Linked DNA regions of Homo sapiens: regions 1 and 2 are each linked to region 3. A link is a loop called in an ENCODE intact Hi-C map of the cell type or tissue named here. Cell type or tissue: Calu3. All regions are shown on one strand. Region 1 has its middle 330 kb from the start of NECTIN3-AS1. Region 2 has its middle 720 kb from the start of NECTIN3-AS1. Region 3 overlaps NECTIN3 (nectin cell adhesion molecule 3).

What was found. A loop is a pair of places that touch in the nucleus more often than their neighbours do. Peaks named below come from ENCODE experiments on the same cell type or tissue, not always from the same donor. Only the 100,000 strongest peaks of a DNase experiment are listed, where the experiment ranks them.
Region 1: it touches region 3 in a loop (2.7-fold over the local background); 2 of 110 quality-filtered maps call a loop at or near these places.
Region 2: a loop joins it to region 3, with 5 times the contacts of the local background. A loop is called at or near these places in 3 of 110 quality-filtered maps.

The regions. Positions count from the first base shown.
Region 1 is chr3:110,738,475-110,746,474 of GRCh38, reverse strand. No RefSeq gene overlaps it. Among named protein-coding and RNA genes, the nearest start is that of NECTIN3-AS1, 330 kb to the left of the region's middle. In Calu3, no CTCF peak of the experiment used is centred here; a DNase peak (open chromatin) is centred at 3,084.
Region 2 is chr3:110,341,830-110,349,829 of GRCh38, reverse strand. No RefSeq gene overlaps it. Among named protein-coding and RNA genes, the nearest start is that of NECTIN3-AS1, 720 kb to the left of the region's middle. In Calu3, no CTCF peak of the experiment used is centred here; DNase peaks (open chromatin) are centred at 4,719 and 6,249.
Region 3 is chr3:111,076,738-111,084,737 of GRCh38, reverse strand. The region is part of intron 1 of NECTIN3 (nectin cell adhesion molecule 3); the gene reads right to left. Among named protein-coding and RNA genes, the nearest start is that of NECTIN3, 8.9 kb to the right of the region's middle. In Calu3, a CTCF peak has its summit at 4,236 (motif pointing right); DNase peaks (open chromatin) are centred at 3,557 and 7,827.

The DNA.
Region 1 (8,000 bases), 340 kb after region 3:
TTACATTTAGGTCTTTAATCCATCTTGAGTGATTTTTGTCTATGGTGTAAGGAAGGGGCCCAGTTTGAATCTTCTGTATATGGCTAGCCATTTACCACAGCACCACTTATTGAATACAGATTTCTTTCCCCATTGCTTGTTTTTGTCAACTTTGTCAAAGATCAGATGATTGTAGTGTGTGGCTTTATTTCTGGGCTCTAGATTCTGTTTCATTGGACTATGTGTCTATTTTTGTGCCAGTACCATGCTGTTTTGATTATTGTGTCTCTGTTGTACAGTTTGAAGTCTGTAATGTGATGCCTCCAGTTTTGCTCCTTTTGCTTAGAATTGTCTGGCTATTCAGGCTCTTTTCTAGTTCCATAGAATTTTTTAATAGTTTTTTTCAAGTTCTGTGAGGAATGTCCTTGGAAGTTTGATAGGAATAGCAGTTAATCTATAAATTGCTTTGAGCAGTATGGTCATATTCTTTCTACACATGAACATGGAATGGTTTTCCATTTGTTTGTGTCTTCTCTGATTTCTGTGAACATTGTTTTGTAATTCTCATTGTAGAGATTGTTCACCTCCCTGGTTAGCTGTATTCCCAGGTATTTTATTCTTTTTGTGGCAATTGTGAATTGGATTGCATTTCTGATTTGTCTCTCAGCTTGGCTGTTGCTGGTTTATGGAAATGCTAGTGATTTTGGTATGTTGATTTTGTATCCTGAAACTTTGCTCAAGTTGTTTATCAGCTGAAGGAGCTTTTAGGCCAAGATGATGGGGCTTTCCAGATGTATTAATAGAATCATGACATCTGCAAACAGGGATGGTTTGACTTTTCTTCTTCTTATTTGGGTGCCCTTTATTTATTTCTCTTGCCTGATTGCTCTGGCCAGGACTGCCAATACTATGTTGAATAGAAGTGGTGAAAGCTGGGCATCTTTGTCTTTGTTGGTTTTCAAGGGGAATGTTTCCAGCTTTTGCCCATTCAGTATGATCTTGGCTGTGGGGTTGTCGTAGATGGTTCTTATTATTTTAAGGTGTGTTCCTTCAATACCTAGTTTTTTTGAGTTTTTAGCATTAAGGAATGTTGAATTTTATAAAAAGCCTTTTTTGCATCTATTCAGATAATCAGGTGGTTTTTGTCTTTAGTTCTGTTTATGTGGTGGATCACCTTTATTGATTTGTGTGTGTTGAACCAACTTTGCATTTCAGGGATAAAGCCTATGTGATCATGGTGGATTACTTTTTGATGTGCTTTTGGATTCATTTTGCAAGTATTTTTGTTGAGGATTTTTGCATGAATGTCCATCAAGGATATTAGTCTGAAGTTTGTGTGTGTGTGTGTGTGTGTGTGTGTGTATGTGTGTGTCTGTTCCAGGTTTTGATATCAGAATGATGCTGGCCTCAAAGAATGTGTAAGGGAGGAGTCCCTCCTCCTCTATTTTTTGAAATAGTTTCAGTAGGAACGGTACCACTTCTTCCTTTTATATCTGGTAGAATTTGACAGTATACATCATATATTTCTTAAGTGCTTACAATTTGCCAGGTAATGTTTGATAAATGGAGGCAATAAGGAACACGGTGCTTAAATTACTAGCTGAGGTCATAAAGTTATTTTTGTCTGACTCCAGTCTAGAGCTTTTATTCATTGTACATGGTGTATAGCAAGAAAAAACAATCATACAAATAAAACAAGAAGGAACTCTGTAAAATAATACATAATAATAAATGGTTGTAAGATAAAATAATAATATAATAAAATAAATAAAATAATATTAAATGGTTGTAAAATAATATGCAATTGAAATCAAACCCGTTACCCATAAAGTTTGAGGATCTTAACAAATGGATTGACCAATCAGGCTGGAATAGGATAGGAGCCAATGGGCTTTGAGACATGGAAGACACAAATGTTTCTTACAGGGAAGGCATGGAGGCAGGAAATTGCATGATCTTATCTAATGGTGAAGTGGCCCAGCCTAATGAATAGAAGGTCTTATTATAAAGTCATGTGAAAGAAGGTTATTAGGTTCAGGTAAAATTTGACTTAGAGGACCTTGAAAATTAAACAGAAATGATTTTTCATAATAATAGCTATTATTTATTCCACATTAACTGTGTGCCAGGCATTGTTCTAAATAATGTGTTAAATCATTTAATTCTCATAGCAACATTATAATTTAGATATTATTATTATTCATATTTTACAGAGGAAAAAACTGAAGTACAACAAGTTTAAATCATTTGACCAAGGCCTTATGGCTAAGATGTTGCCAAGCTGGTGTTTGAATTCAAGCAGCCTGGCTCTAGAGTCCATACTCTTATCACTACTGTTATAATACTTGATAAGGTATAGTGCAGGTAGAAAATGAAAGTTTTTGATCAAGGGATGGACACAAAGCTTACATGCACACTTTCTAAATTAAAGTATATATATGTATACACTTTAATATATATAAATTAATATATTATTTAATTAATATATTAAAGTATATAAATGTATATGTATGCTTTAATTTAGAAGACTGTGTGTGTGAGAGACAGTGTGTGTGTGTGTATACCCTTCTATATAGAAAAAAGTGGTATATTGGAGAAAAGTAAGGGTCAGGGATTCCAGGAGGTATTTCAGTATGGGTCAATAGCTACATGGCCTAGGATGGTCTTATTAGAATGGAACATTTGGGAGCTTTTCTATATGTGCATTATAAGAAAGAAAGCAATTCTAAATTGCCCCAAGATATCAAGGCTGACTGGCTGGAAGAAGGATGGTGTCATTGACTAAAATGGAGAAGTTAGGGCAGGTGGCAGTTTTTGGGAAGAACACAATGAACTTGGCTTTATGAATACAGAATTTTATTTAGTGTGTGAAACTTTGAGGCTGGCATCTAGAAAGAATTGAGAGATGGATACCTGAGTTTGGGAGTCATTAGCAAAAAGGTGATAGGGAAAGTCATGAGAATAGATCCACTGTCTAAGGGAGAGACTGTGAAGAGAAAAGAGCAGATGGCAGAAGGAGTAGGTTAATTAGTAACACCAACTAATGGCTAACCAAGGGTTTCCAAGCGAAGTACCTGCCAGATTTGTTTAAACAATAGCTCTTTAACTGTGTTTACACAAGTAATTTGCTTAGGCAAACCCTTTCTTCCCCTCCCTCCTCCACCACATAGTTTGTGCAGAGTGGGGTAACTTTGGATCAGTTACAACAATAGAAAGTTAATAGAAACAAAATTAATAAAAACAGCCAAATAAATGCAGTTTGTACTGAATATACCTGATACCCACCTTTCTGGCCATCACCTTTCTCTTTTAACTGAGTATGTTTTGCTCATCTCCCCAAAGGACCATACTATTCTCATTTTGCACCTTATTGCTCCTAAAAGCTTCACTTTATTTTTTTACCTAAAGGACAATTAAAAGAAATTCAGTGGCTCAGTGTTTTACACATCATGGATTTAATAGGTCTAATTTATTTAGGAGCTTACATACACTATATTTTCTTTTTTTCTCCTTAAAATAGTTACAACAGTCTCTTACTCATTCTGAATTTTATAGCTCTTAGTTTCCTCTGGAAACAGTTCACTTCCTGTATCATTTTTTTGTTGTTGTTGTTTACCACCATTTTATCCTTCACTCTCCAGTTTTAAGACACACAAAAAACATTTATTGACACTTTTTGCTTTTCTGCTAGGAATTAAAAAGTATTTACATATAGAATAAACTTTCATTTGATATTCTATATGTTATTCTATATCATATTCTATATGTATATATAATAATTACTTATTTTATTCCAGTACATAATCATTTAAATTGACTTCTTGCAACTGATTTTCCTGAATTAAGCATATTCTATTAGTAAAAGCTTAATTTACTAAATGTCACCTGAAACTGTTATTTTCAGATTATATAATATATATCCTGATTCTTTCCTTTTTTTCAAAAAAAGATTGACACTAGGTCTTTCAAAAGTGCCCATTCTATCTTTTTTGTGACCCTCTGTAAATCTTTGATGATACTTGGTTAACACATGTAGCTCAATAATTTTATTAATAAATAACAATTTGTCATATTACTATGATTTTGAACTTAATTACTGAGAAGTGAACCCCAGATTTCTATTCTTTGTTTCAATCTTACAGAATGATTTTCAACGTCTTCTGATAGAGCTTTAGCCAAGCATCTGCCTCTTTATAATCAAATTACTTATAGGGCCCATGTCCTTTGTTTTCTTTTTTATCAATTCCAGATGGGGAGGGCTCTATTTGGCCCATTCATCATGAAGAGCTACCTTAACCTCCCGTAGGATTTCAGATCACAGGGCTGGAGGCACTGACAGTAAGGTCCTCCTAAAGGAGACGTGCCACCTTTAGCACTTCTGTGTGTGCTACAAATCTCTGCAAACTATGAAGAGGTGGAGCTGGACAGAGCTTGTATATCTGCCAGCTTAGGCTTTGAAATTTGTTGATGCTGGTCTTTGATTGGAATCCTCTGGTTTAAAGCAGCATTTTCCAGAATGTATTCCTAAATGCTACAGTATATTAATAAATGTTACAAATAAAAAGTTTCACATAAAATTCTGGATTAAACGATGTTGAGTGTTTGTCTTTGCTTTCTGATATCTCAAAGCCTTCAAATACACTAATATGTATTGTAAGACTCCATGAAAAAAACAATGTGTCTTCTGCATCTCAAACTGTTTTGTCTCTTCTTGTATATTAGAAGGCTATTTCCTTAGACTACATTTTATAAAGTGCAGGCCTGGGTTATAGATTCCAATATAAACATTTTTAGTGGGTTGATTACTTTTTTTCCATTAGCTTTCCTTCATCCTAGGTTAACATTATGTAATCTGTTTAGCCTTTTAAGTGTGAATATTTGAATGGTGTTTTAAATTTTTAAAAATTAAATTAACGCCTGTAATCCCAGCACTTTGGGAGGCCGAGGCGGGCGGATCACGAGGTCAGGAGATCGAGACCATCCCGGCTAAAACGGTGAAACCCCGTCTCTACTAAACCTACAAAAAATAGCCGGGCGTAGTGGCGGGCGCCTGTAGTCCTAGCTACTTGGGAGGCTGAGGCAGGAGAATGGCGTGAACCCGGGAGGCGGAGCTTGCAGTGAGCCGAGATCCCGCCACTGCACTCCAGCCTGGGCGACAGAGCGAGACTCCGTCTCAAAAAAAAAAAAAAAAAAAAAATTAAATTAAAAAATTCTGATGACCGAGAAGAAAATGGACCGTAAGGTCTAAAGACGTTATTGTAGAAGTCTAGGCAATAGATTATAGTGTCATAGGGAAGGGTGGTAATTATTGAGGAGGATATATTTTGGAAATATAATTGACAGGAATTACTTATGGATGGTATCTAGGGATACACTTGTGTTTTAGGACCAATCAAATGAATGGATGAAGGTGTCATTTACTGAGATGGGGAATATTAAAATACGCAGAGCTTTGGTAGAGAGAGTATCTGTGGATCAAGATTTCTGATTTAGTAATGTAACATTTGGGTTGCAGGGCAGCAATCAAATGGAAATGTCAAGCAGAAAGTTGGATGTAGAAGTCTGGCCTTATTGCAGAGGCCATACACTGAACAATATATTTGGAATCCATTAGCATACAGATAACACTTAACTTCGTAAGACTGTATGATATTACCTAGGTAGAACATTTAAAACATGAAGGAAAGAAGGCCCATGGCTGTGCCTCGAGGTCAGACTCTCCCTACCTTTTCACAGGGATTAAAAACTGTGGCTACTCAAAGAAACTCCAACTATATTCTAGAGTCGGCTCTGTCTTAGCTCTTATGTTCTTTAGGCTCCTTAAGACTCAGGTAAACAGATCCTGAGGAGAGGTTCATTACAATCAGCTTGTGGGGCTTTCTTTAGTTTTCTGGAAATTGATGTTAGGAGACCTTAGAGGGTATAAGCCAAACTATTTGAATATCATATTCTTCCAAATGAGCAACTCTTGAGGGGCTGAGCTTAGGTGTATTAGTTTCCTAGGGTTGCTACTACAAAATAACACAAACCCTATGACTTAACAAAAATTTATTATCTTACAGTTCTAGAAGTTAGTTTGAAATCAGCATGTCTGCAGGGCCATCCTCTCTCCAAAGGCTCTAGGGGAAAATCCTTCCTAGCTTCTGGTGGTGGCTGTTAGTCCTTGGCATTTCAAGGCTTGCTGCTGCTGTGTGTTGATCTCTGCTTTCATTTATTATGTGGTATTCTCCCTAGGTGTGTCTGTATTGCTGTGTCCATTCTCCTCTTCTTATAAGGACACCAGCCATTTTGAATTAGGGCTTACCCTAATAACCTCATCCTAAGTTGATTATATCTGCAAAGACCCTATTTCCAAATGCAATTATATCCACAAGTTCCAGGGGTAAGGACTTCAACATATTTTGGGGGGAGTGGGGCACAATTCTACCCATAAAAGTTGATATGGAGATAGGACTCAAGATGTAGCTAAGTGTTAAGAAAACATCCCATCATTATCTTGACATGAAGACATGGACCCAGCTTTGGTTACTGCAGAATTCTCACAAATTCCACAAAGGAGGCTCCATTCCTTCAAAGAGGACTCTGACTCTTAACACTGTAGCAGAATAAGATGTTGTTATGCTTTCACCCTTGGAAATTTATTTTGCCCCATAATACTTTTTCACTGAGGTAGCTAGACATAACTCATAAACTTTATAAGTAGATAAAATAAAAAGAACCATCATTTATCAATTGACTTTTATACTTCAGAAACTAAGGACCTTGAATAAAACAATAGAATTGGAAGAATAGTTTCTCATTCCAAATTTTTTCTAAATTAGAAACAGATAAAAATTTTATTATCTGGGAAAGAAGTGAAGAATTCTAGAAGACAGTAATATATTAAAACTGAGGAGAAAAAGCAATAGAAGAAATTGCTGGTATGGATGTCTGAAAGGAGAACCTACCTCTGCCTCCTTGGGTTGTGAAAGCAATAGAATTTCCACATAGATTCAGGGATATGAGAGTAAAGGAGACCTGTACTCACTTAACTTGGGACTCTGGGTGTGACAGCCTTGAAGATTTTCTTGCTTTAACATGATGTGGAATCTCCATAAAAGATAGTTCAAGAGGTCTTGAACAGAGAAAGCCTAAGATAGCCTCAGAGTGTATAAGCAATATTTTCTGTAAATCTGAGAAGGGTGAAAATGGATAGCTGAGAAGGCAAACTGGTAGACTTGATAAGGTCTCGGGGGAAGGATGATGGGTAGGCTATTCAGCTAGATATCAGGGGAAATGTGAATAATCCTGCAGTTGCTGGCCTAAGGGGATAGTGATGATGGAAGAGACAATGTGATACATCTTTCGTTGAATGCCAGAGTGGACAGACAGCTCCCTGGGACCAGATAACCAAATAGCTTGGTGTTATGAAGCCTGAGGAATGCAGATGAAACTTCATGGGAAAAAAATAGAGAAGACTCTGGGATGTTATGGAGTGAACTCCAAACTAACCAGGATTACCTTTTCTACTACTGGACAGAATGCGGCCTCTAGATACGAACTAAATTCATTTATAGAAAAATAAAGTTAACTCCATTTGTTCCTTTGTGAGTTTACAGTCTGAAATGTCATACCTACTAAACCTTTGCAATAAAGTTTTTCCCAGTATACAGATGAGCCTCAAGGCACTCTGCAATAGGACACACCTATGGATTAGATAATAATTCCCTGGGAAACAGGGCCAGATTTCTGCCATGATTATATCTCAAGTGCATGACATAGTAATGTAGGATGCTGTGATAGAGGACATACTTGCTGAACAATGAATGAGTAATTGGATGTCTGTTCTCTAGCTCCAAAGGAATCCCATAGCAGAGTAAAATGAAACTTACTACATATAAGAGGGCATGTAAGGCAATGACAAATGAAGCTAGTCGGTACCATTAACCTTCTCAAAGAAGTAGCCAAGACTCTGGAGTTTTGTATATACTGGCTCAAAGAGTAATAAAATGCCCCTCAACATTTCTGAGCCCTAATTTTCT
Region 2 (8,000 bases), 730 kb after region 3:
AACAGAAATTTTATACATATTTTAGTAACTAACATTTAAACATAAGTTCACATTAAATTCTTTTGGAAGCAATAATAACAAAATCAAGAAACACCGAACATTGTAATGAAAGCAAAAACTATTCTGTTTCATTGTCACTAAATATGCTTGCCTTTGATTTTCCAGTGTAACTGAAAATAGTACTTAAAAACAAATTAAAATAATGAACTCAAAGGTTTTCTTCTTCAAATCATGACATTTGTGCCATTTAAATTTATCTTTTTTAAGGTTTGTTGACATGACACCCAAAGAATCAATATTTATAGAACTAAAAGGGTTGGGAAACCTACCTTCTACTCTAACTTCTACTACAGGGACATAAATGTACTGAGTGAGTTTAGCTTCCTCAAGCCTCTGTTCTCTTTTCATAAAATGAGAGATTTGGGCCAGATATTTTCTAAAAACGACGTTTTGCAATAACAGTTTGATTTTCAACCACTAGCCAATTTTTACTAAGCAATGATTGAAGTAAAAAGAGACCTTTCTTTATATCAGACATAGTTACTTGAATTTGATTTGGTTATGATAATGCATCATAGTTGTTAACCATGTCCACAGCTGAAACTTCAGATGTTCCACGACTATATCGTGAAACATTATTAGATTAAAGTCAAATTAGGCTAGTTCTTGCCTGGCAAAGACTGAATATAGTCAATGGGATTGTTGTAGTAGAATGAGTCTTGTTAATGATATATGGCCAAACTGTTTGACTAGGGCCCTTAAGTTAGCGCATTACCCAAATACTTTGGTTTCTTTCTTTTTTTTTTTTTTTTTTTTTCTTAGATAGAGTCTTGCTTTATTACCCAGGCTGGAGTGCAGTGGTGTGATCTCAGCTCATTCCAAACTCCACTTCCTGGACTCAAGCAATTCTCCTGTCTCAGCCTCCTGAGTAGCTAGGATTACAGGCGTGTGCCATCACACCTGGCTAATTTTTTGTATTTTTTTTTAGTGGATACGGGGTTTCACCATGTTGGCCACGCTGGTCTCAAACTCCTGACCTCAGGTGATCCGCTCACCTCAGCCTCCCAAAGTGCTGGGATTACAGACATGAGCCACCACGCCCGACCTGGTTTCTTTAATTCTACTGACTGACTTATCTCCAAGTTCAAACCCTAGAAGAAAACCTAGGCATTACCATTCAGGACATAGGCATGGGTAAGGCCTTCATATCTAAAACACCAAAAGCAATGGCAACAAAAGCCAAAATTGACAAATGGGATCTAATTAAACTAAAGAGCTTCTGCACAGCAAAAGAAACTACCATCAGAGTGAACAGGCAACCTACAAAATGGGAGAAAATTTTCACAACCTACTCATCTGACAAAGGGCTAATACCCAGAATCTACAATGAACTCAAAACAAATGTACAAGAAAAAAACAAACAACCCCATCAAAAAGTGGGCAAAGGACATGAACAGACACTTCTCAAAAGAAGACATTTATGCAGCCAAAAAACACATGAAAAAATGCTCACCATCACTGGCCATCAGAGAAATGCAAATCAAAACCACAATGAGATATCATCTCACACCAGTTAGAATGGCGATCATTAAAAAGTCAGGAAACAACAGGTGCTGGAGAGGATGTGGAGAAATAGGAACACTTTTACACTGTTGGTGGGACTGTAAACTAGTTCAACCATTGTGGAAGTCAGTGTGGTGATTCCTCAGGGATCTAGAACTAGAAATACCATTTGACCCAGCCATCCCATTACTGGGTATATACCCAAAGGACTATAAATCATGCTGCTATAAAGACACATGCACACGTATGTTGATTGCGGCACTATTCACAATAGCAAAGACTTGGAACCAACCCAAATGTCCAACAATGATGGACTGGATTAAGAAAATGTGGCACATATACACCATGGAATACTATGCAGCCATAAAAAATGATGAGTTCATGTCCTTTGTAGGGACATGGATGAAATTGGAAATCATGATTCTCAGTAAACTATCGCAAGAACAAAAAACCAAACACCACATATTCTCACTCACAGGTGGGAATTGAACAATGAGAACACATGGACACAGGAAGGGGAACATCACACTCTGGGGACTGTTGTGGGGTGGCGGGAGGCGGGAGGGATAGCTTTAGGAGATATACCTAATGCTAAATGACGAGTTAATGGGTGCAGCACGCCAGCATGGCACATGTATACATATGTAACTAACCTGCACATTGTGCACATGTACCCTAAAACTTAAAGTATAATAATAATAAAATTAAATTAAATTAAAAAGGCAAAGAATGAACAGTATCTCTAGAGAACTAGCAAAGTAAAGATTCTTGCTGTAAAATTCTCTCTTGTCGTTGTTGTAATTGGTCAAAATTTGTTATGGAAAGTCCATTCAATCCTGCGTAATCACGTAATCACTTTTTGTCAACTTCCATCTCTCTTTGTCTCTTATATTTCTTTATCAACAATCACGTATGTGTAGAATTGGGGATTAAGGAGAGAGAAGATGAAGTCCTCACCTTGACAAGTTTTAATCTGGCTGACAAGATAATTGTTAAACTAGTTTGCAATCAGGGATTTCACATAAGAACATTTAAGAATATCATCAATACACTAAGCATTCCCATCTAACTGATTTTTTAATCACAACATTCTAAATATATGTGCATAATCAGTCCATACTTGGTGTAATTCGGTGTCCACACAGTGATGAGTTTGCCAGAAGGAGTTATTACTCGCTTTCCAGAAAAAGAAAAAGCCATCTTAAATTTAGTTTTGGTGGAATGTCCTCAGTAAATTTGTATTTTCATGGAGTTTTTGTGTAGAAACTAATGATGTTTATTCTTTTGTCAAACAAATATTCATCGAGTAGAAAACACAAATTTTATCCTAGACATTATGCTAAGTATTGAGTATTGAGCACAGTTCTCCCTCATAAGCATGGATTTAATATGCTGCCTCTCTGCTACACAACTGGCCAGTTTTGAGGGCCAGTTGCCCATTTTGATGATGACCAATAGTCTCTAAATTTGAACTTAATCTCCTGAATGAAGCTAGTATCTTATTCACCAACCACCTTGTGGTTTTGGTGTCTTGCAAATAATATATGATACAGCATAGATGGAAAAATTAGTACCTGGGTCCATTAATGCCCTTACTGAGAGCACTTCAGAAAGCCCAGATTGTTGGGGCTTAAAGAGGAAAACAGGAGACTAAATAGAATTTTCTGTGAGCCTGAAGGAAAGACTTATATGATTGAAAAAACTGAGACGTACTTGCCTCTAGGGAGGCGGTACTGCTTAAATAAGTAAGGCAGCACAAATGTGCTGGAAATGTGAGGTGTCTGGAATATGAGAGTCCAAACAGTGAGAAACATGTCAGAGTTTCATGGTTGTGGGATGCTTTATTGTCCTCCACTTCTCTCTTAAACATTCTATTAAGTAAAGAGTTCACTACAGAGAGGATTTATGATGCTGGGTCTTATTCAGATAAACTATGGCTCAGGTAAACCATAACTTTTCTTGAGGAGCTGCACCAGTACAACTCAGCATCCACTGGATGTTCTCAAACTACTCTAACTTGATGAATTATTCAAATCATAGAGAAATTATACAGCTCTAACAAATGACTCCCTAATTCTTAGAAAGTTCTCAAAATCACTCTTAAAAAAATGAAATGATAAATTTGATCTACACTAACATGCTGCCATTTCTAATTTGGCTTATTTTTTAAATTCCATAAATTGTCAGAATTGGGTGCATAAAACCTGATGGAACTTTTTAGGCAAATACTATATTTTTTCAATGTTACTAAACTTTATATCACCATGTTTATTGCATACAAATAACCCAATGCACAATCCTATACAGTTTTATTACTCGGTCTTGACCATTATTTTACTTTAATTTTAATTAGTGAGTAATTCGTTTTAATGTCACATGCTACTCTTTAAAATTTTTGAATAAGACATGTACAAGACAAAAATTGTGGGGATGTGTGTGTGTCTGTGTGTGTGTGTTGCTGGCAAAATTTTTTCTCCTTCTAATCCCTTTCCCTATCCTCCTATCCTCCCAGTTCCCATTCCATAGCACTCCCCACAACATCCCCTCATCCACAAATAAACACTGTTATTACATTTTTATATCCTTCCAAACATTTTTATACATGAACAAGTTAAGTAGCAATACATATTAGCTTTTATTTTTTTTTTCTCCAGCAGAGTAGCACACTCACTCTGCACTGTGCCTTGCTTTGTTTTTCACTTCAAACATACATTTTGAAGATGTTGTCATACATTACTTAAGGGCTTCCTTGGCCTTCATCCATTATTTTAACATTTAAAAAATGTCATTTGTCATAGTTCTTATTTCAAACCATTCTTGGAGATAGGAGCGATATGAATGATTGTGGGTGCAAGTGCTGCAGAAGGTCCCCAAACCAGCCATAACATCATTGTTATTTGTATGTGTTTAAATATGGAACTTACTAAGGTGTGATTAGCTATTTCCTGTTTGAAATCTTCAGGAGAGATCCCATAATCAGTTACTTATTTTTTAAGTTTAAATCAGAAGCGAAAGCTTCTCATATGATGTTCACGAAATCCATTGCGTTACTGAAGACTGGGTCATCTCAGAAGTTAAAAAGTAACCCAGCTGGAATTCCTCTACATGAAATATTTCTCAAAGATAAGCAGTCAGAGATCACTATACCTCACCACAACAACAGGCATGCTGTGCAAGTTGTGGCCCCTCAAGATTTCCCTGCCAGGAAGTTCTAAGTTGACTTTGAAACCAGTGATTTATTAACACTGGAGAGTGGAAGTAGAAACTCTTGCCTTCTAACACTATCTCTACTCTGTGGCAAAAGTCACTTCACGTGCAACATTCTTCATTTCATTAATGTGAAAGGAAATTGCATCTACATTCCAAAGAGCTCTCCCCTCTTATTCTTAAATGAATGTAGCCTTGTAAGCATATTAGACTAATATTTCAAATTTTCATATTTGACACTGAAACTGCTAATGTGTCCTATTAACAGAGTCAAATGAATATAACAACTCTTTTGGTAAAGTGTAAACAAATGCTAACTTTGGAGATTATTGAAGTATAGAGGGCTGGGCCTGTCACTACTTTCAGAATGCCACATTCTGAACACTTTCCCTGGACACTTTCCTCTGTTCTAGTGGCTACTGTTGATCTTTGGTCTTACCTCTTTTCTGTCAGTAATGATGCTTCTCATCTCTATAACTCCTGTTTCCTGCCTCTACCTCCACTTCAGCAGTTCAATGCTCTATTTCATTTTCTGGGCACTAGGGTTTATTTTTCTTTACTTCTTGTCTCTTTTTTCCTGTGCTTCCTGATTTTGGAAAAGGCAGGTCTTGGTACTAACAGTGAGCTTGGCTGCAGTGACAGTTACTAGTGCTCTTTGACAAAATTTCCAGTTCTCCCCATTCTAAGCATTTGGTAGATCTTTTTGGGCTTGGGTGAGGTCAAGTAACTAATTCTGGTCAATGTGTTGTGGACAGAAGTATGTGTCACTTCCTGGATGAATACTCAATGGCCTGTGTGAGGCATAGGACATTTTCTCTTCTCCTCTGTCATAAGAATTGCAAATGTTCAAGACAGTGGCTGACTGAGGCCTAGAGTGATGACAGGAGGGAATCCTCCCTTACCAACCCAATATGGTTATAAGGTATGAGCAAGAAATAACTGTTTCTTTGTTTGTTTTTTTGTTTTAAACCACTGAGATTTGAAAGTGTTTCTTACCATGGCCTAACCTAATACGTAACCTATTCTATTAAGCCACTGAGAATGTTTCTTCCTTCTTGATGGTAAATGAACAACACATGATAGTTTCTGGGTATATTACATAGTTATAGGGGAAGGTAAGGAGGGGCTACTCTTCTAGTGCTAGAGTGTTGGCATATTTGTACCCTACTTCCAAGTTCAAAACTTTTAGGGAGTTTGAGGACAACATCAGTCTGAAAGCTGAATTGATGACAAAGCAGGAGAGCCCAATTAGGGACAGAGAAGATGATGCCATACAGAGCTAATGTTGGGACACTTAGCCTTGTTAAGATAATGTTAGGAAGGCCTATACAGCAGTCTTCCTAATGTAGACAGCATATCGTAGAGTAAGAGGTTACTCAAGACACCATCTAGCATAAGAAGGAACACCAACTGCAGTGCCAGGTGCCTCTGGCTGACAAGCAGAGCAGAGCCAGGAGAGCCAGGATTCCTTGGGTAGCGGAAGAAAACAGGACTGAGTCATACATCTGGCTTTTGTGCACAAGCTGTCATTCCTGGAGGACTGGCAAAGACAAAAGGATTCCAAACCTGGGGGCACTGTACTGTGTTAGTAATCAAGAGAGACGCCTGGACTAAGATGTCAAAAGCACAATCCTGATTTAAGACTTGGGTATTAGGAAAGACTTAACCAGAGAAATAAGGCACAGACTCAGTTATTGAGATGAGATTAGACCAACAACATTCCTGAAAATATTGAGTGATTATTAAGTTTCTTAGACCTTTCCTATCTATGTTCAGAATTAAATCTTGATATTGGAGTGGACTTGATCATGCAACTAAAGGTCAAGTTGTCCCAACCTTAGAAACAGGAGGCGTGCTGAGCAAAGTAGATCTGGAACAACTGTACAATTTGAATAATGATTGTTTTCTTCTATCTCTGATTTGTTTTCTGCTTTGCCCTTACTGGTCATCATATGAATAAACAAAATTGCTGGAAGTGGATAGCAAAGTAAGGACGAATAGAGGAGATCAATAGTTTGACCAGAACTTCACTTATGTATCCCATATGGAGAGTGAACACATTAGGGTTCCCTCCAACCCTACATGCTTCTTTTTTAGCACCTGTTCCTGACTGACGCACAGACATGGCATTGCACAGAATAATGTCTTAACATATTTGTTACTATATCTCTTCATCTTTATCACTGTATATTTTTCTATTTCTATTTTTCTCACTTCTCAATTTATTTTAGGAAAACTTTCTGTTATGTTTTTAATTCACCCAACTTCCAGACCAGTTGTTCATTTTGTTTTTCAGTCTTGGCTTTCAGATCTGGTGCTCAGTAGTTTGTTCCCAAATATGACCTTGCTTGTCTTTCAATCAAATTTAGTATATCACTCCTACCCCGAGTTGTATGGCATCAGGCTGCCTCAGAGTTTATCTGGACTCATGAACCTTCACTTCAGTGCTACGCTAACGTGGCCATCTGGCTTGACCCAGCTTTTAAAATAGGATTCGGACAGGCTCCATGGCAATAAATGTGACTATGCCTGCTATAAAGGAAGCACCCTAATGCTTCATAGAATCTAAAGATGTTTCTTGGGCATAATCTTCCTATTCAAAAGACAATGTTTTCCAATGTAATGCAAGTCATTTGGGCAATTAACTTATGTATTTTATGCAAATATAGAAAAATAAAAATTTATTTTGAAGAGAATGTAGAGAAAAAGAAAAAAGAAACCTTTTGCTCAACAAAATAGCACTTTTATCAGATGAAACAAACATAGCTATATGCAACATGCTATGTTTTAAAATAATTTTTGAATGAAAGTCTGGAAGTCTCTACTACAAACATAATTTTGCCTCTGAATTGCTTTCAACCTGGACAAAAATTATATAAATTCTGTATTCTGAAAGAAGAAAAATGAAACAAGAAAATCCAGACTAGATGAACTCTAAAGTCACTTTTAATATATGATTATAATTATTATTTTAAGAGAGATTTTTCAGGTTGCAGCATCTGATTTGTTTTAAGAATTAATGAGAAATTTGCAATTGTATTTTATTTTAGGATTACCATACAGAAATATTCTGTAGCTAATCATGTGAACTTCCATATTTTAAGAACAATAATTTATTGAGTTTCTTTTGCACCAACCGCTTGCTAAGAATTTACTCATGTGGTCTCATTTAATGCTCCCTATAGCCCTATATTAGTTTGCAAGGGCTGCCATAACAAAGTATTACAGAC
Region 3 (8,000 bases):
AATTATTAAGAGGTATTATTTTACCATTTAATTATCTCGTTTCTAAACCTTTCCCTTCCATTTCTACCATTACAACCCTACTTTAGGCCTCAATAATATCTTTATTTCTTAAATCCTACCTTCCTTACATCACCCTTGTTCTCAAACTTTCAGACACCCTATCACATCACATTTAAAAAGCACTCAGTCTGACTCTATTCTACTTCTTTCCATACATAAACACAAGTGGTTCCCAGAACACATTTTGTTCTTTATCGGCTAGTCTTTCACAGTACCTAGAATAGTCTCTAGTAGACCTAGTGCTCAATTAAATACTAACATCCACACAACATAAACTTACTACTGCCTCCACACCATCTTTCACGTTTCACAAGTCCATGTTATGCCAATTCATGCCTTCAATACTGAATCATTTCATTCATTCTTAGTTGATGTCTTATTCCATTTTTCACCACAGGTTCTATCCTAAGTCCCAACATCACTCCACACTCATTCTAAAAGTTTATCACTTATATCGCTAAAGAACAAGACCTTTTTGTAACTTCCCTCTCTCACACCTGGAAGTGTCTCAACATCTTCACCTATCATTTTCTTTTCCCTATTTAGTAGAAAGAAGTGTCTTCCATTTCTAATACTAGCATCTCTCATCTGTGTTTTTAATGTTTCCACTTATCTCTTTTCCTGGACCTTGCCGTATCAATGAGCTTCTCCTGCTTCTCTCCCAAAGACACAGAAGTCTCATCATATAAATTAAATTTTTTAAAAAAAGTTTTTCAACTTTCTATAGTGGACACTTGTGGACAATATATTTTCTTGGGCTATGGCAACAACAACATCCAGTTTCTATGAGCAGCAAAGCCAGTATCAGAGACAAGGCTATATCATCCAGCGTCCAGGAGACAGCAGGTAATGACCTTAACAAACTGCCCCTCAATATAGTATCTTAGCTATGGTTCTGGATATAGTTCTAGTTGCCTACCTTCTTTCAGTTCTTGTTTTCCATGCCTGAAGCATCCAATATCTTTCAAAAAACTGTCTTTTAACCACGGGGTCAAGTTTCTGATGTTTGTGAATAAAACCTTGACTGATGTCTCGGCTTGGGCTGCTTTAACAAAATACCATAGACTAGCTGGCTTACACTCTTTGTTACAGCTCTGGAGCATGAAAGTCTGAGACAAGGGTGCCAGCATTATCAGGTTCCTGGTGACAGCCCTCTTCCTGGCATGCAGATGCCTGCTTTTCTGCTACATCCTTGCATGATGGAGAGAAACAGCTCTAGTGTCTTCCTCTTCTTATAAGGACACTAATCACATCATGAGGCTCTACCCTCCTGACCTCATCTAAACCTAATTACTTCCCAAAGGCCCTATGCCCCCTAACACCATCACATTGAGGGTTGCGAGCTCAACATATGGATTTGGGGGAGAAGGGGAACACAAACTTTCAGTCCATAACAACTGACATAGTCTTGTTCCCTCACAAATTACTCTTTTTTCTCTTTCCTTTCTTTCCCAAGAGTTGTCCCTACTCTCCTTCACTATCCCATGATTTCTTAATCCTTGAAGACAGGGGTCTCCAACCCCCGTACGAGTCTGTGGCCTGTCAGGAACTGGACCGCACAGCAGAAAGTGAGTGGTGGGCAAGCAAGTGAAGCTTCATCTGTATTCACCAGCCACTCCCCATCTCTCATCCGTATTTACAACTGCTCCCCATCGCTTGTATTACCACCTGAGCTCTGCCTGCTATCAGATCAGCAGCAGTATTAGATTCTCACAGGAGCACGAACCCTACTGAGAACTGCACATGTGGGGGATCTATGTTGTGCACTCCTTACAAGAATCTAATGCCTGATGATCTGTCACTATCTCCCATCACCCCCAGACGGGACTGTCTAGTTGCAGGAAAACAAGCTCTGGGCTCCCACTGATTCTACGTTATGGTGAATTGTATAATTATTTCATTATATATTACAATCTAATAACAATAGAAATAAACTACACAATAAATGCAATGCACTTCAATCATCCCAAAACCATTCACTGCCCCTAACCCCAGGCCATGGGAAAACTGTCTTCCACAAAACCAGTCCCTGGTGCCAAAAAAGTTGGAGACCTCTGCTTTAAGATGTGACATTTTTCTCCTAACCACTTTTACTAAAATTACTAAGAGTCACGAATGCCCTTACCTCTACTAAATGTATTCATTTATTTATCAACTAAGATTTTTCCTTGAACATTTTTCTTCTCTCTCCCTCCGATAGCTTATCCAATCAAAATACCTCAATCTAAAAAAAAATTCTGGCCCCATCCACTATTCCCTTCCCTCTCTCCACTTTTTTCTTCTCACTCTCTCTCTTCTGCCTGTGTTCCCTTTTCTCTCTGAAACAGCTCATTCAATGCAAATACCTCAATCCTGATAATTCCCAGTTTCACAACCTACCTCCTACCCCTCGTACCTCACCCTTCTAACCCCAACTCTCACAAATTTCCAGCTACAGCTCAAAAGTACACCACAAATGCATGTGAAACCTTACTGGATTGATTAATCAATCCTCTCATCATCCTTTCCTAGTTATTCCAAGTTGGTTCATATCTAACTCCTCCTTCCTTACCCACAATGATATCCAAACACCATATCATCTACTTCTCAGATCCAAGCCTCCCTTCAAATCCCTTTGCAAAACTGTCATTTATCTCTGTAATCCTCTTTCCATGGAATATCACAATGGTTGTCACCTTCACTTGTCTGTCATAGCTCCAATATATTTTTTACATTTCTGCCAGAGCTATACAATCTATCAAGTCATGGATGGACTCCACAGTTGCCTGCCTTCAAAAGCTCCTCAGTGGCTACCACAGTCTAATCGCCTCAGCAAAGTATTTAAAAATCCACGACTTCCCTCCATAAAGTTCATGCTTGAGTCACATGAGAACACTAATTCCTTCTAGAGTCCTCATCTCAGTGGTCTTTAAGTTGGAACACCCTCTTTTTCACTGACTTTCCCTCACAAACAGAAATCTAAGCTATTCCTTCAAGATTCAGCTAGAAAATTAGCTCCTCTAAGTCTTCTTCCACCCCTAGTTAAATTGGTCCTCTTTCTATAATCCGACAATACTTTGTTAAATTTCTCACATAAGACAAGTCATTTTTGTTCACTGTATTGTTTGTTGTATTTACATAGCACTTTATTGCAATTTAATTTCATAGCAATTCTGTGAAGAAAGTATTATTTAGCCAATTTAACAGGGGAGGAAACAGGGAGAGAAGTAACTGGGTTAATACACACACACACATACACAGAGAAAGACATCTTTCATTCCAATCTCCTGACAATTAAGTTTTACATTTCTTAAGGGCAAAGACTCCAAGGAGCCTAGAAGAGTCCTTTCTACATAACAGATGCTTTGTAGGGTTGTGGTTTTTCTTGTTGTTTTGTTTTGTCTTTTGTTTTTATGGTGAAACAGAGTCTTGCCCTGTTGTCCAGGATGGAATGCAGAGGCAAAATCTTAGCTCACTACAGCCTCAGCCTTCCGGGCTCAAGCAATCCTCCCACCTTACCCTCCTGAGTAGTTGCTACTACAGGTGGACTCCACCATGCCTGGCTTATTTATTTATTTATTTATTGGCAGAGACGAGGTCTCACTATGTTGCCCAGGCTGGTCTCAAAGAATTGGGCTCAAACAATCCTCCTGCCTTAGCCTCTCAGGGATTACAGACGTGAGCCACTGCACCCAGCCTGCTTTGTGTTTTAAATATGTTTAAAACCACCCTGTTTTATCTGTCTAAACTCTTGAAGACATAGCTCAAAAGTCTCATTTTTAACTCTTCCAGCCCTTACTAATATTTCTGTAAACTATATCATATCACTTGGCATGTTGTTACAAATGTCATTTGATATATAAGCATGCCATTAATCGTATTAATGAGTTCATAAGCTTTAGAGGGCCAACATGCCTCATTCCACCGTGGTATCCTTTATACTCCCTAGCACATGGTTGTTGCTCAATAGTCCCCAATTTATCCCTTGTTCAAATCTCTAAGTCCTTTTTTTTTTTTTTTGCATGACATATATAGATTAACTGTGACTAAACTTTACTTCTGTAACAGTAAATATTACTTAACCCATTCCTGAAATATAAAGCTCATACACAGGTCAGGGAAAAAGTATTCTAAGTATCTGAATGGAGAAAAATCTAGAGTGACTATTTTAGATGACTGTAGAGGGCAGCAAAGCAACAGTAGTATCCTCAAAGAAAAACATGTATTTTTCTTAGGGAACTTCAAATTTGTTTTATATTTCAAGAGATGCTGTCAGGATTAAAGCTTTTGAAGGAAAAGGGGCTTTGGGGCATGCCAAATACAAATTTCACCAGCTACTTATATATTTAAACATTTTTACTATTAACTATAAATATAAAGAAAATATATCAATGCCCAGATCCTTTTACATGAAAAACAAGCTTGATAAACAATGCAGTTTCAAAATAGCCAACATAATTGCTGAGTACTTTAAGAATCCCGAAGTTGAAAATCTTTCCTCATTGAAAACGGCAAACATAATTTCTTAATTTTATTTTCTTAAATACAGAAAAGAATGTCAATAATCTAGATAGTCTTATTTCCTGCTAATTAGTATTACTAATTATAAACTTGATATGCCTTTTTGTTATTCAAAATCAGTCAACTGTAGGGTCTATACCAGTTTAAAAGAAAAAAATTATAAATCCTTTGGCACTGTACTAGTATACAACAATAAACAATGCAACACCTTGAAAAAGAACAGAAATTCCCTTACTGTTATTTCAATATTGAAGTTCACTCTGCTTTTAATATGAACTAGGCAGAAAAACTGCATCAAGATAATCATATAACCTCAGAAGTGTTTATAGGAATGGGGAAGCTACTATATAAGTTGACATTAAATACAACTGTATTATTTGCATGTTTCTCAAAGATTGTGTTGGCAGTAATTTTTTACTTCCTTTAAATTTAACAAGCAGAAATGCAGAGTTTTAGAGTGACTGCAGTAGCCATTAACATAAGCAGGCTTATGATTAAGTGAGAAATGCTGCTATCATGTTTTAGTCCTGTGCCCTTAAAGAGAAGTATAGAACTGTTAGCTATATGCCTTCTTCCACTTGATTCTCTTCCAAAAAATTAAAGGAATGGAGAAGGACTTTTTTATTTTGCATTTAAAATAAAGTAGGTATGGTATCTCTAAGCAGGTTTTAAAAACTAGGCAGTTTATTGTCAGGCTTAGTATTAAATTAAATGTATAGCCATGAATGATTATCTCTAAATCAAATTAGTAGGGAATCTGAGTCTATAATGAAAGGACATTTAAACATTTTTACTATTAACTACAAATATAATGAAAATATATCAATGCCCAGATCCTTTTACATGAAAAACAAGCTTGATAAACAATGCACAGTTTCAAAATAGCCACCATAATTGCTGAGTACTTTAAGAATCTAGCTACAACTAAATTAGAAATTTTATTAATAATCTTCAAAACTAGGGCCTAAGATTTTCAGTAATAGCAATCATGTCTATCATGAATAATTCACAGTTACTATATTAAACTGATTTTACTACAGTTTACCAATACTAGCATTTCATTAATATTTTTTTCTTCTGAATTGAAGCAACAGAAGAGTCAAGCACACTCCTGACATTATATATAATGTTCTCAGACACTTAGTTGGAGTCCTAGCCCTGCACAGTTTCACATTAGCATACTTCCATTACAAAATAGACTATCTTAAATTTACCCACTTCATTCATAAAACTCAGTTCCAGAGTCAGATGTGTCATACATGAAGTACGATACATCTCACAGAAGCAGCTTAAGCTAGACAGGTAAATAATATACAGCTGATTTTGAAATAACAAAGCAGAAGACTACTATTCTCATAGAAAGTCAATTCTGCAAACATCTCAAATTCAAAATGGGTGAGGCAATGGGAAATAGAACTGAAGAGAGGAAAAATAATTTTTTAAAAAGGAAAAATCAGTGGAGAACTATCTCAAGTAATATCTTTAAGTCTACCAACCTTTTCTAATCATCAAGAGTACAAATCTCTTTAAGAATATATTCCTATAGTGTATTCTGCATAACATAGCTTCTGCAACATAATATATATTACACCAAAGAATTTGTTTAGTTTGTTAAATGGGATATTTTACTGAAGAATTTCTTAGACCATTAATAAACTAATTCACATTGTTAACTTTCCATGAGGGGGTATATCATTAGCTTTTCCTATTCCCAAATGTATTAAAACATGGTACTTTTTCTTCCAAAAACCTACCTTCTGAGACTAGTGTTTCACAGAAACACTTTAACAAAGACTGTTTTAAGCCTGAAAGCATGAAAAAAATGAAAACAGAATTGCATGCTCACTGTATGCAAGAAGTGGTGAGGGAAGCCTTCCTGGAGAAAGTCAATCTTAAACCAAGCCCTTCAGAATTTGATTAGGTAGGAAGAGCAATGTCATTCTAGGCCTTATGGGTAAAGACCACAAAAGGGCATAACCCACTTTAGAGACAATTAAAGGTTCAGACTTGAACTATCCAAACTGGTAGCCACCAGGAACATCACACTTGAATACAAAGTGCATTAAATGTGGCTAGTCCAAATTGAAATGATCTATAAGTATAATATATCTACTGGATTTCAAAACATTACTATGAAAGAAAATGTAAAATATCTCAATTTTTAATAACAATTGCATGCTGAAATGATATTTTGGTTACATTGTGTTAAATAAAATAAGATTAATTTCACCTATTTCTTCTTCACTTTTTAAATGTGGCTTCAAGAAAACTTGAAATTACATGGCTTGCATTATAGTTCTATTAAAACGTGCTGGTTTGGACTAACCTTGATTTCGCCATCAAACTCTTGAAATAAATATGAGTGCCTACTACATGCCAAGCACATGGGAATACAAATAATGAACAAAACAGTGAAGCACATTTCTTTCAGAAGATTGATAATATTTGGTCAAATCATAAATGAAAATGCTATAATAAATAGCACTTGTCAAGAGAAAAAAGAATTATCTGATGTTGTCTTTCAAAATACAAATGTCCCAACCCTTGGACTCCACACCTCACCCGTCTTACAAAAATTGTTGATCTAGTAAGTCCATAGTGGGGCCCGGCCACATTGCTTCAAAAAAGATTCCCTAGTAACTATGATTTTAACTCACACATCCTATCTTTGCAGGCTCTAACTATTTGAGAATAGCTATTTACAGCCCCACTCCCTTTTTCTGTTCTTTTATTTCTTGTGATAAAACCTAGGCTGAAAGCCTAAAGGGCCTCTATTGGGTGCAACAGCCAACCTATTTAAGAACAAGTTTGATCTTTTTTTTTTTTTTTTTTTACCATTAAAGTTGAAACCAAAGTTTTTTACACATGGCTCACATTCCAGTTTATGAATATCTACTCACAATGCAACAGGTCTTCCCTACTCAACTTATTTAGCAGAATGAATGGTGGGCAGTCAATAGTCTTGCAAGAAAAACAATCTCCTGGATGCCATACTAAAGAAAACAAGTAAAATTCAAAATATAAATATATAATATCCTTTCTAAAATAACTATAATACCTGCGATATGGCTATATCTAGACTCATAGGAGGCAGACCTCATTAAAATTTGTAATTGATAAGTTACATTATAATTAGTAACTCTTTTAGAAAAAAACCTTGAAGCTACCCTTAATAAAGTTTCAGATTTTTTTTTTTTTTTTTGAGACGGAGTCTTGCTCCGTCACCCAGGCTGGAGTACAATGGTGCAGTCACAGTTCACTGCAGCCTCCTCCCCCTGGGGTTCAAGCAATTAGCCTGCCTCAGCCTTCCAAGCAGCTGGGATTACAGGCTCCTGCCACCATGCCCAGCTAATTTTTGTATTTTTGGTAAAGACGGGGTTTCGCCATATTGGCCAGGCTGGACTCAAACTCCTGACCCAAAGTGATCTGCCCTGAAGCTA